3 separate regions of the Homo sapiens genome follow, and regions 2 and 3 are each linked to region 1. Evidence: chromatin contacts called from ENCODE Hi-C or POLR2A ChIA-PET data. All regions are on one chromosome and are shown on one strand. Each heading gives the region's core, a stretch centred on a gene start or an enhancer-like site at or near the end of the contact. The rest is flanking DNA. Distances are from core to core; before and after follow the strand shown.

Region 1 (2,690 bases), core at 62-2,561:
AGGACCAAGCTAAATTGTTTTGTAGCAGGATAGGCAGTTCCCTATCAGGCTGACTTAACACTCTACATGACCTTGTAATAATTCCTAATCAACTGTCTTTTTGTAGAAGTTATGCGAAAAGCATCTAGTTTTCCCTAAATTTTAAGGTTCAGAGCACAGATTGAAAATCCATCATGCTTGAAGCGTCTTCCAATTTGGCCTACTGAAAACACGGCAGGGAAAAAGGAGTCCTTCCTGCTTAAAACACCGCACTCTTGAAACAGCTCACTACTGAAAACGACTGAACAACAACAACAACAAAAGACAACAGACAACCCTTCATCGGTTAAGAGACATAGATTTTAGTTCGGGGCAGTTCCTCCCACCGCACACCGTTTTCACATTTCTGTTCAGCGCGACCTCGCTGCAGAATAGAAACAGCACACGTGAACTCCCCGCACGCACAGAACCCAGAAACCTTGACCCGCGCGCGCAGCCGCCCGCAGCCCCGGCTCCAGGAAGGGGGAAAGACGGGGGGCTGCACCTGCCAGGAAGGGGACCGGGAGGACGGGGGTCGGGGCCAGGGGCTGTCGAGGGTTGGGATCCAGCCGGGGCCTGGGTCCCGCTGGTGGTCCCGGCTGTGGGAGAGTCGGGCCCCCGCTCGTGGGTGGTCCCGGGCCTGGGCGCGTGTCCCGTCCCGTCCTGCCAGGCGCTGCAGGCCGCAGACCCCGCCCGCCCCGCCCCGAGGCCACTCACACGCGCGGCAGCTGCAGCGGCGGCGCCCCGCGCCTCTGGAACACGCCGTCCACGAATACCCCGTTCTTGCCCAAGCAGCGCAGGTAGAAGTCGCCGCCGGCGTCGGGCCTGGGCTGCGCGGGCGGCAGCTCCGGAGCGGCCCCGCCATGGCCGCCGCCGCCCGGGGGCGTGAAGATCTCGAGGTGGCGCCGGGAGATGAAGCTCGAGTGGCCCATGCTCACGTCCACCGAGCCCTGCGACGAGTTGCGGCCGATGGTCACCGAGCGCTTCTTCATCAGATACTCGAACTCGCGGCCCTCCAGGCGCGCCACGGCCCAGCCGCCCGGCGGGGACCCGCCGCCCCCGGCCCCGCCGCCCCCGGCCCCGCCGCCCGCGGGTGGCGTGCCCGCGCCCGAGAGCGCCGCCGCGGCCGCCGCCATGGGCCTGCGTGAGGGCCCCCGGGCCGCTCCGCGCGGGCGCCGGTGGCGCGGGCCGAGGCCCAGGCCGCGCGGGTCGTCGGCCGCCGCGCACCGGAGCTGAGGGAGGGGGCCGAGCGGAGGCCGCCGGCCGGCGAGCGAGCGAGCGGCGGCGAGGGGCGGGAGCACGCGCGGCCGCGCCACCGAGCCGGCACGCCGGGCCCGCCCCTCGCTGACGGACGGTTACGCCGGCCAATGGGGGCGGCGTACGGCAGTGGGGCTACCGAAGCAGGCCAATGGCAAGACACGTCGCACCAAGCTGCCGGCACGTCCGGCGGCGACGCCCGACGCAGTCCCGACTCCGGGCGCCGCGGAAAACCCGGGGCGGACAGTCGGCAGCCCGCGCGGGATCGGGGCTGGCGCGGGGTTGGCGCGGGCGCGGGAGCTCGGGGGTCTGAGCCCGGCCTGGCAGCGCCTTAGGCGCGGCGGGCGGGACCAGGCCCAAGGTCACAGCGGGCGCCAGGCACGCAGCGGCCCCCAACCCGGCGTGGACGCCGGGGTGCGGATAGGCGGCGGCCCGCGAGCCCAGGCCCGGCCGCCGAGCGGCCTTTTCCCCGCGAGGTGCGGGAATATCGCGGAGGGGCCGCGTGCCGCGTGGCCTCAGACCCAGGGGACCCGGTGACACGTTCGTTTTTAACCAGCAGCTCCAGGACTGGATGTCGTTATCTTTCCTGGCTAGCGAGTCATGTCATTGTGTCAAAACTGTCCTGCAAAATACGCAGAAGTTCTGAATCACATTTACTTAACTGTCGTCAGCACACAGTTTAAAAATATACACGAGGCCGGGCGCGGTGGCTCACGCCTGTAAGCCCAGCACTTTGGGAGGCCGAGGCGAGCGGATCACCTGAGGTCAGGAGTTCGAGACCAGCCTAGCCAACATGGTGAAATCCCAGCTCTACTAAAAATACAAAAAAAAAAAAAAAAATAGCCGGGTGTGGTGGTGCACACCTGTAGTCCTAGCTACTCAGGAGGCTGAGGCAGGAGAATTGCTTAAACCTGGGAGGCGGAGGCAGGAGAATTGCTTCAACCTGGGAGGTGGAGGTTGCAGTAAGCCGAGATCGCGTCACTGCACTTCAGTCTGGGCAACAAGAGTGAAACTACGTCTCATATGTATATATATGAACTATATATATGTGAACTATATATATATATATGAACTATATATATATGAACTATATATATATGAACTATATATATGAACTATATACATATATGAACTATATATATATGAACTATATATATATGAACTCTCATGAACGAATAGTTAATATCTTAACCAATCTGATACTAAGTTTTTAAAAAAAGAATTTCGCCACCGTTTAAAAAATTACAAGATCCCATCTAAATCAAGATGATCAATAGTCCAGATGTTCACTAATCAATGAAACTCCTAACATTAAAAAGAAAAAATCCTGTGGCCGGGCGCGGTGGCTCACACCTGTAATCCCAGTGCTTTGGGAAGCCGAGGCGGGTGGATCACAAGGTCAGGAGTTCAAGACC
Region 2 (2,690 bases), core at 62-2,561, 420 kb after region 1:
GCGGGACACCTGCAGAGGGGCCGGGGGCCCCAGTCTCCGGTTCCCCTTCAGCGGCCCGGGCTTGCTGAGCCCTCAAAGTAGGACACGCAGCCAGAGACACCTGTGGCCTCACAAGGCCCGCTTGCCCCCCATGGGGTGCCTGGCCCCGCAAGCGCGAAGCGGTCAGAAAAGGGAGGCCGCGCTTCAGGGCTCAGGCCGCCCAAGGGGCCACGATTCGAGGAATCACTCGGGAGGGAGGGAGCGCGCGAGGGCCGGGCTGAGCCCCCGCCCGTGGGTGCGCGCCTGGAAAACTCGCAGCCTCCGCCCTGGGAAGTGGGGCAGCGGCTCCCTTTGTCCGCACCACACCAGGTGGGTGTCCCGGCCGACTCCGCTCGCCACGTGGCCGCGCCCCTCCCCTCCGCCGAGCTCCAGCGGCCTGGAGTGCGCTCGCCCGTTCGGCCCTGCGCCTCGTCCGGGTCCCCGGGAAGCTGCTAAGGAGGGGCCGTCGGGTGGGTGGACGTCCGTCTCGGGTCTGGGTTCCCCGCCGCACCCGCGAGGAAAACCGGGGATGCGCTGCGATGACCGGCAGTAACCCCGGCCGGGGCGCCCGCGGCCGGGGTCAACGCCCGCACTTGCGCCGCGGCCCGCGAGGCATCCGGGACCGCCCCGCCGCCCGCCCATCACCCTATCGCCTAGCAACGCCCACCCGCGCGCCGCCATTGGGCCGGTGCGAACACCCCTGGCGCCCGATTGGTTGCTGCTGCCGCCGCGCCGCGCAACGCCGCGCCCTCAGCCAGCTCCGCGCGGGCAGCGACGGCGGCGTGGAGTCGGCGGCCGAAGTGCGGGCACGCGGGTCCGTCCGTCCTTCCGCGCGCCTGTGGGTCCGAGCGCCCCGCCGCAGCCGGCTGGACCCCCGGTGTGGCCACGGGGTAGTCCCCAGTGTGGCCCAAGCATTCCCATCCCGCACACGTGGCCCCGGCGGACACGGGGGTCGGGGATGGCTCGGGAGGCGCGCCGCGGGCTCGGTCGCAGCCGCGTGCGCGTCGGGGCCCGCGGGGCGGGAGGCGGAAGTCGGGGGGCGGTGGTTTCCCGCCCGCCCCGCCCCCGGCGCTCCTCAGTCCCAGCCCCACCCCCCCAGGCGCGTTCCCGCGCAGGGTCCCGGCTCGGGCGGCGGCGCGCACGAGCATCACCCCACCGGCGGCGGCGCGCCGGGTCCCGGGGCGCAGCCCCGACGCTCATTGGCCTGGGCGGCGCAGCCAAGCTGTCAGCCCATGTGGCGTGGCCGCCCGGGGATGGCCGCGGTTTAAATAGCGTCGGCGCCGGCCTAGAGGGAGCCAGAGAGACGGCAGCGGCCCCGGCCTCCCTCTCCGCCGCGCTTCAGCCTCCCGCTCCGCCGCGCTCCAGCCTCGCTCTCCGCCGCCCGCACCGCCGCCCGCGCCCTCACCAGGTACGAGCAGCCGGCGCTGGGGCCGGGGCGCGGGTCGTGGTCGGGGCTGGGCCCGGGGTTCCCGGGGTGGCCCGGCTCCTCATCCTCCGCTCTCGGGGCGCGCGTGGCCCGGCCCCGTATCCAGGGGTCGCCTGGGCGGCCTGTCCGGGTCTCGGTGTTCGTGCCCCTTCGGAGGCGCCCGGGGCCCCGCGGAGTAGGTGGGCGGATGGCGGGGGAAGGACGCCGGGGAAAGCCACCAACAGCCGCCTTCGCTTCCCGTGGGGGAGGCCGCGGACCCTGAAGGGCCTGGAGGAGCCCCCGGCTCGGCCTCCCCGCGCCCACAAAGGCGCCGCCGCATCCTCCTCCCGGAGCCGCCCCGGAGCCGAGGCCCAGCCCGAAGGGGACGCCGCGAGGGAGGAACGGGGGGGCGCAGGGGCCGCGCCGGGACCGGCCTCCCCATCACGTGGCGCAGCCCGGCCGAAGCGCAGGGGTCCCGAGCAGCCCCCGCCCGGGGCGAAGGGAGGCCGGGCGCGCCGCGGTGTTCCCACCCCCTGCCTGGCCGTCGACCCCGCGTGAATAGCAAGCGGCGAGGACCCAGCGTGCGGGCCTGGAGCTGGCCCGGGGCAGCCAAGCCTCTGTGAATCGCAGCGGGTGGGAAGGCGGCCGCCTCCCTGCCGGGACGGCCCAAGGGAGGCCGCACTGCCGAGGGGCGGCGCGCGTATCAGGCCCTGGGGCCTCGTGCAAGTGGCCAGACCAGCGCTGGCCTCCGCCCCCTCCCCCCAGGGCCGCACCAGCCCTCATGCTGGAGGAGGAGCCGGCGGCCTGGGCACCCGTTCCGGGTCTTAGGGACCTGGGCTCCAGGGAGGGCCTCCTGTGGTGTGTGGGTTGGTATGGGGAGGCAAGCGTCTGTGGGTTCACCCGCGCAGGTGAAGGGTGCCAGGCAACACCTGCGTGTCCTGGCCAGGAGTGGTTCTCCAGGTTGGACCCTGCTGGAGGGGTTGGACTGGCTGGGTCGGTCCACAGTGGGGCAGGGGCCACCTTTCCCCCAGAGCATAGGCTATCCCCATTTCGTCCCTCCCCAGCCCTGGTGGCTCTTGGGCTGGCCTGGACAGCGGGCCCCCACCCCAACACGGGTGAGCATGGGTGCTGAGTACCCCCCTCTAGGGCTCCCAGCCACCTCCATGCCCCGGCTTTGGGACCCTGCCTCTCCATTTCTTTGATGGCCCTTAGCAGGCTGGCCACCTGAGGCCTTGTCCCCATCTCAGGTGACCCTGCCTGCTCCTCA
Region 3 (2,690 bases), core at 115-2,614, 280 kb after region 1:
CTAGTCCCCGTCGCCCCGTGCAGGAGACGTAGGTAGGACGTCGTGTCAGCTGTGCACTGACGGCCAGTCTCCGAGCTGTGCGTTTGTATCGCCACTGTATTTGTGTACTTTAACAATCGTGTAAATAATAAATTCATAATGACTTCTACCTTTCTTCCCTCCCCTTTCCATGTGGTCTTTATTTCATCAGCTTGAGAGTTTTCACTGTGTTGAGGTGAACTGTGTGAAAATACTTCTTTGAGATGGCTGTTTGTTCTTTCTCAGCCTGTGGGTGTCTGGGAGCTGGCAGAGCAGGAGAGCTGCCCCCTGGGCCTGCTGCCGGGCAGGGAGGGGTGGCGACTGCTCCTCGCCGTGCTGCCCCCTTGGGCTCTGTTGTGCACACAGAAGTCCACGCACTTTCTGTGTGACGGTTCTGGAGAGTCCCTGCCTTCTCGGGCGGCACCGGCAGCCGCACTCCAGCCGCCTGGGGTGAGCGCATGTCCCTTCCCCCTGCCATAGGGCCGTGGTGCTCAGGGATCCCCCTGTCGCTTGAGCTGTTGAAGCCCAGGAGCTGCCCGATGGCCCTGCACAGGCACAAGGAGATAGGGTTCCTCTTCCCCCCCCCCCCAGAGCACACAGCAGTGGCCCCTATCCAAGGCCTGCGGGGGCTGTCAGGCTGCCAGAGCAGGGAGGTCTGCACCAACTCCTAACCTGTGCTCGTGTGTGGGTGAGCTCAGCCAGGCTAGGCCGCCTCCCCTCCCAGCTCCCCTCCCACCCCCACCTCCACCCAGTACTCTCCACTCCAGGCCACTCCCTTGGCCCCTTGGCCAGGGTCACGCTGCCTAAGAGGAGGATATTTTTGTTTGTAGTGAAAAAGCACAGGGACTTCGGGTCACTTGCCTGGAGGTTGCTCTAAGAACGGTGTAGCTTTCTGAGCCCCACGTTCCGGGGCTGTCCCGCCAACTCTGCCTGTGATGCACTCCTTCCCCAACCGTGGGGATGCCCATGGCCTGGAGCTCTGCCAGCCCCTCCTGCCCAGACTTTGCCTCCTCCCAGGCCCTTCCTCTCAGCCATTCTGGCTGTGCCCTGGGCATCTGAGCTGGCTTCCGGGCCTTCCCTGTCTCCAGCCCGCCTCACGTGGTTCCCTCTTGCTGCCCCAGACTGAGACACCGTGTGGGGCCTCACTGTGGCCGTGGGTGAGGCTCAGCCCCTGCCCCGCTCACCGGCCCCAACCGGAAAACGGCAAGACCCAAGTTCCAGTTCCTGCCTGAGCTTCCCAGGCCTGCAGCTGCCCTCCTGGGGTTCCCTGCCCTGAGAGGGAGCAGGGGCTGCATGTCCTCAAGGCCTGTTCCATCTCATCTGCGGGGGCATGAGCGGACAGAGTTAGAGGGCTTGTTCTCTGAACCTGAGTCTGGCTGGGTCTGTGTCCTCAGGCATGGTTTAGACGCTGAAAAGAGCAGGCCCTCCAGGTACTGGGCAGCGCCTCCCGGGAGCTTCACCATAGACCCCTCGGAAGGCTGAGGGACGGCAGCGTCCGGGGCCACCAAGCCCTTTCTGGGTCCCCTGTGCCTCCCCCGCCACCTCCCCCGGCACAGGCCTTGCACACATCTGTTCCAGGGCTGTTCTCTGGGAAGGCCCAGGCCGGGCGGACACCTCCCTTCTCCCTCTGATCTGGGATCATGTGAAGAAGTCTGTGCGCCCTCTGCCCCCCACCCCCACCCCAAGTAGCAGTGGGTTCTGGACGGACGTGTCTCTGGTCAGGGGATCTTCACAACACGGTAGACCTGAACCACTTTTGGCACTAGAATCTGTCGCCGGGGTTGGGGGATAGCTCTGCAGCCCACGCACCAGACCTCTGCCCCCAGCTTCTTCCCAGTGGGCTCCGGGCTTCCCTTCCCTTCCCCTTCACTCCTGCCTGTCGGGTCAGAGCAGACCCACTGCCCCATGGCTTCCCTCCTTTAAAGGCACCAGCTGAGGGAGGAGGTAGTAGAACTCAGCGCCCACTCACGCCCACCCTGCGGCACAGGGACCCCAGCCCCCACACGTCCTGTGCCCCCAACCAAGCGTGGCTGCCTTCCCACATCTGGACCACTCCTGAATCACTGAGCACGGTCCCTCAGGCATGTCTGTCCGGGAGCAGCACTGCCTGGCTACTTTGTGTTGAGCCTCTGCTGTGTGCTGTGGGTGTGGGGACCAGAGTGGGGCAGACGAGGGGTGACAGTTGAGCTAGAGAGACTGCTTCCTGCCTAGGGGAGGGTGAGGGCCCGAGATACCTGGAAACAGGGTTCCAGGAGCGAGCACCCCTCACCCGGCCCATGACCTCCCTGCCAGTACCTCTGTAAGCCCAGGTCACTCCTGAGGTCAGCAGAACCAGGGACAGCCAGGTCCAGAGGCGGCAACCCCTGGGTGTGAGCAGTCCCCTGGTGGCCCTGATGTGGGGGTGCCAGCGGGGGAAGGCCATGTGTCCTCTGAGGCCCGGGCTGCCTGCTCCCCACCTCCTCGTCTGCTCCCTGCCTCCTCGTCTTTCTCCCTTCAGCTGCTGGGTGGGACTGGTGGACTCTGCCGAGACACATGGGCCTAGCTGTGCAGAGTCTGACCTTGATCCCTGCAACTGCTGGCACTGCCCGCCAGCCTGAGCCCTGCTAGAGGCCTCCACAGCCCTGAGGCTGCAGGCAGGAGCCTGGGCTGCAAGAGCTCAAGCCCAGCTGGCG

Evidence for each region. A loop is a pair of places that touch in the nucleus more often than their neighbours do. ChIA-PET counts read pairs that join two places held with the same protein, here RNA polymerase II (POLR2A). Pooled maps may share reads with other maps.
Region 2: a pooled map shows a loop between it and region 1 (16-fold over the local background). The contact joins the promoter of FASN here to the promoter of FOXK2 in region 1. A Hi-C loop is called at or near these places in 5 of 50 pooled maps. POLR2A ChIA-PET finds 5 or more read pairs at or near these places in 4 of 52 experiments (A549, A673, activated B cell and 1 more).
Region 3: POLR2A ChIA-PET joins it to region 1 with 16 read pairs in A673. The contact joins the enhancer-like site here to the promoter of FOXK2 in region 1. POLR2A ChIA-PET finds 5 or more read pairs at or near these places in 4 of 52 experiments (A673, T-cell, activated CD4-positive, alpha-beta T cell and 1 more).

The regions. Positions count from the first base shown.
Region 1 is chr17:82,518,353-82,521,042 of GRCh38, reverse strand. FOXK2 (forkhead box K2) reads right to left here and starts at 1,311. Exons shown (of 9, transcript NM_004514.4): 1 at 736-1,311. The coding sequence starts at 1,154. RefSeq lists silencers at 472-521, 602-781, 1,232-1,891.
Region 2 is chr17:82,096,857-82,099,546 of GRCh38, reverse strand. It overlaps FASN (fatty acid synthase), which reads left to right and starts at 1,311. Exons shown (of 43, transcript NM_004104.5): 1 at 1,311-1,426. RefSeq lists silencers at 139-1,618, 1,689-1,878, 1,899-2,108, 2,169-2,218 and an enhancer at 2,087-2,690.
Region 3 is chr17:82,240,130-82,242,819 of GRCh38, reverse strand. CSNK1D (casein kinase 1 delta) reads left to right here. Exons shown (of 9, transcript NM_001893.6): 9 at 1-153. Among named protein-coding and RNA genes, the nearest start is that of MIR6787, 4.8 kb to the right of the region's middle. Within about 2 kb of position 1,364, at least 34 of the 41 ENCODE cell types and tissues checked have a DNase peak (open chromatin) inside an H3K27ac peak, as active enhancers do.